Linked DNA regions of Homo sapiens: region 1 is linked to region 2. The links are chromatin loops, found by intact Hi-C in ENCODE. Cell type or tissue: sigmoid colon. All regions are shown on one strand. Links, peaks and the distances in the headings refer to the core of each region. The heading gives the core; the rest is flanking DNA.

Region 1 (5,382 bases), core at 57-5,056, 63 kb after region 2:
CTGCTCACCCCTAGTGCTGCCAAAGTTGTTTTTCTCCCTTTCAATCACAGGCAGCTGGGGGATGGGGGGAGAGCCAAGACATTAAATACTAAGAAATTAGTTTACAACTTTTGCAGATGTGATATTAAAAACATAAAATTCAATGCAATGAAGCAGTGCAGGGCAAATTGTGTTGATCCAGTGCTGGGAATAAATCTATGAGCTTTCAAGACCAAGAAACATCTATTGCACTCACAGGAGAATCAGCCATCTGAGGAGTATAGTGTACTCTGCAGAAAAAGAGTGGAACAAGGAGGTTAGGCCGGGCATGATGGCATGCACCTGTAGTCCTAGCCACTTGGAAGGCTGAGGCAGGAGGGTCACTTGAGCCCAGGAGTTTGAGGCTGCAATGAGTTATGATTGGTCCACTGCATTCCAGCCTAGACAACATAGTGAGACCTTGCCTCTAAAGTAAAATAAAAAGAATGGGACAATGAGGGTCCAAGGACTCAGCCAAGAGGGCAGTAGCAGGATTCAGATGAGGTTCCAGATACAGCAAGCTGTCGTGTGGGGATGGGGCAGCACCAGGCAATGAAGAATCACCAAAAATGTAGCAAGACTGAGCAGATTGTACTCAGCTCTGTGTCTACTGAAGGAAGAAATACTTGAAGAGCCCTTGGTTTGAAGTGTGAGACCCTCAATGCACCAGCTGAAGTAACAGCAGATTGATGCTAACCTGACTTCTAGAAAGGGTAGTTCCTGTTACCTCTAGGGCTTTGGTTTTGCTGAGGAGCCTGCAAGCTGGACCACAGCTGAACTTTCTTGAAACTTTGAAGAGAGCCCCCTGTACCCCTAGTCCAATGAGACTCATTAAGGACCTCTGATCTCCATTGTTCTAAGATAACACACTTGGATTGTTTAAGCCACTAAGTTTGTAGTCATTTGTTACAGCACCAACAGGAAACATACAGCATTGCACTGCCACTTGGAAAGGTGGAGAGATAACAAGAGAAATTTAACTGAACCCCATTGTTATGCCTAAAGAATATTGAGCTCCCAAAGCTCAGAAAAAGCCAGCTAAGGAGAATGGAAAAAATCCAATAGCATGGTGGTAATGTGTAACCAGTGTAGGAAAGTTATCATCTCCTTGGCCAAGGTAGCCTCGGATGAGAGAAGTGGGGAAAGATTCCTCAGTTTGGCCACTAGGACTATATCCAAGGGCACACTGTCCCTGCCACCTTGGAGCCTACACTGAGGATGCTACTGCAGTGCATGTTCTAATCAGAAGGCAAGGAATTCCAGCATGTGTGTCTACACACATACATGCACACACGCGTACACGCACGCGCACACACACACACTCAGATGGAATTTATACTGCACTCTGATAAAGATTTAAGCAGTTATTTCTTCTTTGAGTCAGTTGATTGATTTCAAAGCCAGTCCCTACCTGTTTTTTACACAAGAAGCAGTCTCAGTGCCTAGGCCTCTCTTTTCTTACCTCTCTCTTTAACCCTTCTGTCCCCACCTCCACCACCATCCAGAGACTACCACACTCAGAAATATTCCACCTCCTTGAGGAAATAATACCTTTCTTATGTCTTGTAAACTTCATAGCCTCCAGAGATGAATATTAAAAATCTGTTTTTCTCCTCCCAGTTCTTGTTTTTCTCAGCAGGGAAGGCGTAAATTTTGGTCGCAGTGACCGCTGGCTTTGTGTGACCTGGGAAAGCAAAGCAGCGCCGAAGATAAGCTCTGGTCTGATGATAAGGAGATGATGACATATGAGCATTTCCACCTTAGCCTGTAATTTATTTCTCGAATACATTATATATTTATATCTCAACACAGATCAATCATTACCAGCAATGAGTAACTGATAAAGCATGAGAGAAAGAGGTCTCTAAGCAAGAGAAGACTGCGGGAAACAAGAATATAACATGCTTGGGGTGATATAGGTAGGTGAAGGAACCCAAGAAGAAGTTTATGGGACATCATGAAGTATAGGTGAAAGTGACATTCAGTAAGGGTTCTAACTGGTGTTGGGGGGAAGACAGAGTTGGTATTGGGAGAGCTGAAACAGAAGGGAAGACACTTTTAGGAACAAGAGAGGAGCAGGCTAGCAATGAGGGAGGCTGTGACTGAGTGGCAGTCTGTAGCCATATAGGGCAACAACAAGAGACCCATGGCAGCACAGCAAGGTCAGGCAGCCTGTTTGGCAGCAACCTGCTGGCACCGTGTGCTCATAGCTCCTCCACCATTGCAATGCCTTTTTTGGTGGTGGTTCTTCCCCAGAGCCAACCTCAAAGCCAGAATCATCCTCCTAAAGTATCACTTTGATCCTGTTGTCACCCTGTTAAAAACCCTCCAAGGGCTTCCCCAGGGATACAGAAGCAAGTCCAGCCTCTGCAGTGGAGGTTTCTCCAGAGGCCTCAGACCAAACTCAGCTCTTCTGAAACTGCATAGCCCTGCTCTGAACTGCTCAAGCGGCATCTATCACTTCCTGTTTGACTAGTGATGATTTTAAAAGTAGATTTCAGTGAGTAGACTTTTTGAGGGCAGAATGCTAGGCTTGATTGCCTTGCAGGTGGGAGTCAAGGGAAACTATCTCTGTGATCATTTCAGAATGCCATGGAGTATTGACATCATCAGAAAAATCCCTGTTACCAGTACACTCTCTCACCTCTTACATATCCAGGTCATGGTACTAGATGACCATGACTTTTGTCTATAGGAGGTTAAATCAGTCAACAAAGCCCACTAAGATAGAGATCAAATCCAAGACCCTGGGCTAGAGATATGATTATATTCTATTCCTTGGCAAGAAACTCCAGCTTTAGCCCCAGTCACAAGGTGTGGGTGTGATGTTGCAGATCCATCGCCACCTCCACAAAAGCAACTTAAAGAGCACTCGCTGACAGGCTGCTCCACAAGGTCCCCTTGTGCATCCACCCCCTCCAATCTCTAGTGCTCTTAGAGACAGCTCAGCTCAGGTAGGGATTGGGGGAAAAGGATAGGAATTATTTGCATGTTATGATTTTTAAGTCTCAAACTACAAGTAGTCTTAAAAGTAAAGAGCATTGAGCAAATCTGTGTCTTAGATTAACTGTAGGACTTTTGCGAGCACACAGAAGGAGGAACTGCAAGCTGTTTCTGAGCTGCGCTAGCTCAAGCTGGAAGCAAAACTCAGTCTTCTCACCATTGTTTACGAGAAATCCACTCCCATAAATCATGTGTTGAGTTTAGTAGACTTGACCTGATGATATCAACAAAGAGTCTCAGGAGGAGTCCTGGCACTTGGCTTTTCACTATCTCCCTGCCCTTCTTTCCTGATCCCTTCTGATTCCTCCCACCATGCTCCCAGGAGCTCCAAACTCCTCTCACTCTTTTAAACAATGTGTTTCTCTCCAGCTCCTTCCTTCCCTTTGCACAATCAAACACACTACAGTGCTCAACAGGACTAGAAATCTCCCTTTTGACAAGACTTACTCTCTGCAGAAGAACTTAGATTACAGTTAAAATTATACAAATACCATGTTTAATTACCAAGGAAAGCCTCCATTTAAAACTGACTTAGAGGAGCTCCAAGGGTTTCTCCCATCCAGACCCCTTCCCTGGTTCCTGCCCTAGAGGACACATCTCCATGCCGAGCATCTCAGTATACTTCTTCATACACTATCAATCTCTGTGACATGGCAAAACAACTGGGATTGTCTTTCACTGTATCCATGTCATGTTTCTGACACCTACTTCTGAAAGTTTCACTATTTCAACTCAGCTGTCTGCTCACGTGAATACAATGTGTGCTTATTTATTTATGCCTTCCCTTCATGCTGAACACAAAATGATTTTTATTGGGCTCATGGTTTGAGATTTGGATAATTAAAGCAAATAGATTTCTTTTGGAAAGTCACTTTTCCAACACATCACAGACGAGAAACAATGAGGGATTCTTAGTGATTGTTCACTCTTGGAAAAATAGAAATCATACCCCACACCAAACAGCAGAAACAGAATGACCCAAAATGCCATGATTTCACTGCACTAGTCAGTAGTTTTTTAATAATGCTTCTGCTTTCTCTGAAATATTCACCTGCTTCGGTTCCCTAGAGCTTCCCAGCACTGAATGCATTTGGCCTTCCCTTCGCATGATTTCAGCTGTTATTTGTTTCCCACTTACACAATCATTCTTTGAAGGAGTCTAATCTGTTTCCTAAGTGCACAAGAACAGTAACAACATTATTTGCTCTTGCATAAGTTTAGATATACTACAAATGTAATAGTGTGCTCTAAAATATAATAGCTATAGTATTTACAAGCTTATTTTATATTTATTTTACTTATATTGCCACTGCATCACAAGAAAGAACATAAATAGTAAATCTTAAATAATACAGCTGTTAAGCTAGAAAGCAACTATTAGCGTTTGATAAGATAGTGAGAAGAGCATAGTTTTTTTTTTTTTTTAATACAAGCAACCTAATTTAGTTCCTTACTAGCTGGTGGCCTCGGACAAATTATTTAACCTTTCTGATCCTCAGAGATAATAATATCCACCTGAAAAGATGTTGAGCAAATTAAAGGAGATATTTATGTGAAAGCGTATATTGTAATGTGTGGCACATAGAAGGGTCACTTTTTGTTTTTTTTTTTTTTTACTATTTTTGTCCCCCAAGAGTGGTATTATCCTATTAAGAGGCAGTTGCACTGTAGTAATTTTTTGAATATAAATAATAATAATAAAAATTCTTACTGCACAAGTAAGTAGTTTTTTGATAGTGACTTAGTCTCCTATGGTAAATATTTTCAGAATATCTTTTGTTCAGTATGTGAATAGTTAATAAACCAGCATAGTACATGCTGATCACCTCCAATTCCCCACTTAACTTGCCTGAGCACAGTGCAAAGCAGGGTAAACCAAGGATTGACCCATGCCTCTGTTGACTGACTGCCATCTCCTTCAAAAGCTATGGGCAAAATTCTTTATGCTTATATGGTCCCTGTGTCTGAAACACTCAAAGCATTTTTCCAGAGATTAAATTGGGGCTTTCATATGACCCTGGTTAATAAATGTCAAGTCTTCAATGTGAAGTCTCAGAATGTCCTTTTGAGGAAGGTGGTTGACAACCTTATCTTCCATACAAATAAACTGAGGCATGGAGCAGATAAATCAGAGGACTTGTTATGGATTCTTCATTCCTTATGTGTACACTTTTAGTTTATATATGAAGACCAATGTTTCACAGGGGTGCACAGAAAGCCAGCAGGAATCCCCAGAGAGAATGGCTGTGGTTTCTTGGAGAAGGCAGCCCACCATTCTAATGTAGCTGAGAGGATTACAGTACTGGGGTCGAGGGGTGCTGAGGCAGGGTCTGCCTGAACTGGGTAAACAGTCTGAGTCAG
Region 2 (5,382 bases), core at 169-5,168:
TCTCCGATAAGATGTAAATAAATAATTTTTTAAAATATGACTGTCAGGCCAGGTCTGGTGGCTCACGCCTATAATCCCAGCACTTTGGGAGGCTGAGGCAGGCAGATCACCTGAGGTCAGGAGTTCGAGATAAGCCTGGCCAACACAGTGAAATCCTGTCTCTACCAAAAATACAAAAATTAGCCAGGCATGGTGGTGCATGCCTGTAATCCTGGCTACTTGAGAAGCTGAGGCACAAGAATCGCTTGAACCCAGGAAATGGAGCTGAGATTGCACCACTGCACTCCAGCCTGGGTGACAGAGCAAGACTCCATCTCAAGAAAAAAAAAAAAAAAAAAAAAAAAAAATATATATATATATATATATATATATATATATATATGTGACTGTCCTCAGAGGCCCCCTAAATTCCTCTTGTGAAGAGGATAGAGCCAGTTAGACTGAAGCTGGGTCACGTGGCCCTTTGAAAGAGGCATTCAGTGTGGTATGCTAGTAAATGTTTAACAACCAAGTCAGAACTGGACCCTGATTTGAAGCGTTTGCCAGTTCCATGGAGTAAAACTCCTGTGGTGATCCATTTCATGCCACCAGTGTGATAACCATGAGACTCTCACCAGCCCACAAAGATGCTTTAGCACACCAATGAATAAAGCACAATGCTTAAGAGCACGAGCTCTGGAGGCAACGCCTGTGATTCACAGCCCCAGCTCCACCATGTATTAACTATGGGGCCTCAAACAGAGCTACTGATTCTCTCCGGGCTTCAGATTCCTCTCTGAAAAATTGGTCTATCATAGGATTAATTTGGGGAATAAATGAGATGGTATCTATAAAGTCCTTAAAAACATTACATGGTAAGTGATCAGGAAGCATTAGCTATTTAGAGTGTGTTATTGTTATTATTGTTGTTTTTGTTCTTGTTATTTCTGTAACCTAAGTGGAAGAATGATTGTGACTCACTTTAAAAAGAGAGTCAGGATACATATTATAAAAACAATTAATTTTGCAGCAGTGGAAACAGTATTTAACTTGTACCTAAGTAGTGCATCCCTCCATAGTGCATCCCATTCTCTAAAACTAATATTTAAAACACCTGTAGAAAGAGCTAGCGTTTTATTGAAAGTTTTAAGTGACAGGATATGGACAGGCATTCTGATTTCTCTTTGTTGCCTATTCCTGGGAAGAAGCCTGGCTGTGGCCTTTGCTTCTAGACATTCATGAATATTCAATACTCACTGGATACCTACCATCACCAAGCCTGAGCCTGCTATAGACACCTGAAGGGAGGTACAGTGCCCACGAGTGGACATAGCTTCTCTGAAGTTAGCCAAACAGCCAAGACAGCAATCACTGGGTCCTTATGTGTCATGCAAATTCTACCTAAGCTCTCTTACACCAAAGTATCTGCTCAATTGACCACAGATATAACATTGTTCATCCCATGCTCTTTCTTCTTTCCTCCAAGACTTCAGATCTTGTGGAGGTTCCTGAGGAAGCCAATGGGCCAGGAGGCGGGTATGACCTAAGGAAACGCAGCAACAGCGGTGAGTGAGGGAGTTGGCACAGCACAAATGTGATCACATGAGTCAGGGTCAGTGGGCAGGCCAAGTTGATTTCCAGTCCCCTTGCTTTCTCTGCTAGCTCTGGAATTTAATCAGGGCGAGTGTTCAATGTTCTGGAGAGAATGTGAGCATTGTTTCTGGTGGATTTCAGTGATTTGCTCTAATATGTTCCTGAGTTCTATATCCTGAGTTCTCATACTTTATGAGAGTATATTTACTCTTATGAGAGTATATATACATATATATATATATAAACTGAGCTGTATTGGGGTTTAAGAGTCGCTTCCAGAACTTTTTGTGAATACGTCATTTTCTCCACTGAGCTAGATTAGATTACATTAGCAAACCGTACCACAGAGAAGCTAATTTGTGCTACACCTTAGGTACCTGAAACCAAGTGGTGGTGGGGCCCAGGAGAGAAGTGTGGGCCTCACATTTGGCTCCTTCCCCAGCAGAGACAACTAAGAAGCTCAAAAAACTGATATGTACAATCCAGCCAAACATTCTATATTAAAATTATTTAATCTAATAATTTAAGCCTTTGTTATAATAATTTCTAAAGTATTTATTAAATGCTAACTTCATACTTCCACTTGCTGACATTAAGAAAGAGCCACCTCTGGCCGGGCGCGGTGGCTCACGCTTGTAATCCCAGCACTTTGGGAGGCCGAGGCGGGCGGATCACGAGGTCAGGAGATCGAGACCATCCTGGCTAACACGGTGAAACCCCGTCTCTACTAAAAATACAAAAAAAATTAGCCGGGCGTGATGGTGGGCGCCTGTAGTCCCAGCTACTCGGGAGGCTGAGGCAGGAGAATGGCGTGAACCCTGGAGGCGGAGCTTGCAGTGAGCCGAGATCGCGCCACTGCACTCCCGCCTGGGCCACAGAGCGAGACTCCGTCTCAAAAAAAAAAAAAAAAAAAAAAAGAAAGAGCCACCTCGTAATCCAGAGCTTAAAGACATGTGACCAGATCCTTATGGATGCATTCTTGCTAGGCCTTTTGGACATCAATAACTACTTAACCTTCACTAGTTTATCAAAAAATATTTATGAAGCATTTACTATCATTAGCAAAAGTGTATTAGTCAAAGTCCTGCAGGACCTGAGTTGCATTGTTAACTTGAGCTGAATGCATTCTCATGGCAGAAGTTATCCCTCCAAACTCCACTCCAAGCCCTGCCTTTTCCAGCCTGGATGCAGAAATTCCTCATTCGATACCACATAGCAGTTTTGTCAACAGCTGTCTGATGAGGTATCACTTTTACTTCCTTCACTCTGGGAATTCATTTATGGCTCTTCTTTAGTTAGGACTATGCCTGTGTGATTCCCACAAGGCACCATGTGCTCAGCTGCCCCAGGATTTTCCTTCCTAAATAAGTGCCAGTGTTCACCATGCCCCCCCTTGCCAGACCCACACACATCTACTAAAGCTCACCACTGGGGTAAGGATTCTTTGGCATCACATGAGGGAAACTGTACTTTTAGATAATGCAAACAACCACTGAGCACTTAGCAGTGCCATTAGAGAGACAAATTAGAGGGTATTGGCTTCGAGGGGAACTTCATAGCAGGTCAGCAGCACAGCAGGGCCATCCCAGCCCAACTGTCTGGCACTGCAAGACCAGCAACTGAATTTAAACAGCAACCCTAAAGTTTCTCAATATCTGACTCACCAGAGACTTGCATGATAATGCTTTAAGTGTGATCAGCTGCTCAGTCCTGAGTCTGACCTCTGCTTTCCCCTTTCCCCTGACACTCTTCTCATCAACATCACTGCTGGCCTTCTCCTCACTAACTGCGCTGGAAACATTTGGTCCTTGGCCCATTGTTGCTCTGGAAGCAGAGTGCTAGACTTCACTTAATGCTCATGTGATCCCAAAGCAGTGACCTAGCCTCTCTCTGCTTCAATCACCTCATCTCTAAAATGAAGATAATAACACCAAATCCATAGGGTTCTTATGATCTTTGGATGACATAATGAATGTAAATACTATCCATACATTGATGATTCAAACTTCATCTTCAGTATTAGGCTTCCTTGCTGCCTCCAGATGCCTATCACCTATTGGACATTGCCATCTGAATGCAGAATAGTCATCTTTAAGTTAACCTACCCAAACTTTACTCTTGATCCCCTCACCCAGCCACACATTCAGACTGGCTCTTCCCACAGTTGTCTCTGCTCAGTAAATAGGAACTTCATTCAACCAGTTGATTAGGCCAAAGTCTTTGACATCAGCCCTGACTCCCTCTTCCTCTCACACCTCAGACGTAATCCATCAGCAAACTCTATCTGCTGCTTCTCAAAATTATGCCCAGCATGTGCTCACTGCTTAACTCTCTGCCTCAGCCATCCTGGCCTGGCTCTGTCTATGCTGTTGCTCACCAATTCCTTGAGGAGTTAGAACACAATTTACACTGAGGGTTTCTTCTCTCAAAAGGTGGTCTTAATAGGATTTTAAAATAGGAAGGGCTATATTTAGCAATCATTGCTATGTAGCATCACTGCTATTAGCAAAGCCATCATACAGTCATAAAGTGTCAGAGATGCAGGTAGAGCCTCACTACCCTAAATGTGGCTCATGGACAACTCACGTGAGCATCACTTGAAAGCCTGTTAGAAATAGCAAGTTTCAGGCCATTCCACACCTGCTGAATCAGGATCTGCATATGAATCTGTGGTTCATAGGCTCATTAAAGTTTAAGAAGTAGGACTAGAGGTCACTTAGTCCAATTCCCTCCCCTTCAATACACACACATGCACACAATATCCCCCGTATAGATAAGGAAACTAAGTCACAGAGTAGTACACACAAAGACATCAAGTTGACAATTTTCCATCTCTTCTGTGTTAAGGGGCATTTTCACAGCCTTTCTCAAAGAGATCTGGTGAAAGAACTGAGCAAGCAATAAACTCCCAAAAAGTGTTGGAGATGTATTAACAACTCTTTTGATCAGCAATAGCTTTCTCTACAATGCACCCTGAGAAGCTAGGTGGATTAATTATGCAGCAATTTGCTTCAAAACACTTTCCCTTGATTGGCTTTAATGTCCTGTCCATGCAGTTTGAGAAACCACATGGAGAAAACACCCTACATATGTGGTCCAAGTTCCCACAGATCTTCTCACTCATGCAAGGAGGGTGTTGCTGTTCAGAAGCAGTGTCTAGGATTACAGTCACAACCAGTTCTGCATTACATGTTCATTTATGTCTTAAAAAATGCAGTGCATACAGGTGTCATTTCTTCCAGCCAGCTATTATGTCAAATTCCTTGAGGAATATCTCCAAAGCCACCTTGGAAGGAAGTACAATTCATACTAATTTCTTTACTGCTAAGAGTACAGTCTCTCCTTTCTCTCTTATAAATGATCCTTGGCAGGTCTGAGTATTTATGGTTGTTGTTTTGAACACTATTCCTGGATGCATCATAAATATACATGGAGGAAATTGTTGGTCTTCACCTTTGGCTTAACTGCTAGAAGCTTCACTCATAACAAAGTAACAAGCAAAGAGAGAAGTAAAATCTCGCCTGAAGTAAAATCTGGCCTGCCTATTTCAGCTCCAAATGCCAAATAATAATGTTATTGGCTGCCTTCAGTAATTGCATTTCAGAATGACTCTGTGTGATCATAATTTTCCTGGAAGAGAGACAGAAGAGGACATAAGCAATACAAATTCCTAGAATTTTCTTCAAAAAGGGCTGGGTTAACCACAGCCACTTAAGGATATTACAAAATCGAATATTACCTCACTTTGCACTAAAGCAATTTTATTCTAAAAAAAAAAAGGCAAGCTCAGATCTGGAAAATATATCCTAG

The links. Hi-C counts contacts between places; a loop is a spot of excess contacts. Peaks named below come from ENCODE experiments on the same cell type or tissue, not always from the same donor. Only the 100,000 strongest peaks of a DNase experiment are listed, where the experiment ranks them.
Region 1: it touches region 2 in a loop (2.1-fold over the local background); 2 of 110 quality-filtered maps call a loop at or near these places.

What each region holds. Positions count from the first base shown.
Region 1 is chr3:36,555,025-36,560,406 of GRCh38, forward strand. No RefSeq gene overlaps it. Among named protein-coding and RNA genes, the nearest start is that of STAC, 180 kb to the left of the region's middle. In sigmoid colon, for the core only: no CTCF peak of the experiment used is centred there; a DNase peak (open chromatin) is centred at 2,197.
Region 2 is chr3:36,491,686-36,497,067 of GRCh38, forward strand. It overlaps STAC (SH3 and cysteine rich domain), which reads left to right. Exons shown (of 11, transcript NM_003149.3): 6 at 1,466-1,544. Among named protein-coding and RNA genes, the nearest start is that of STAC, 110 kb to the left of the region's middle. In sigmoid colon, for the core only: no CTCF peak of the experiment used is centred there; DNase peaks (open chromatin) are centred at 3,156, 3,246 and 3,356.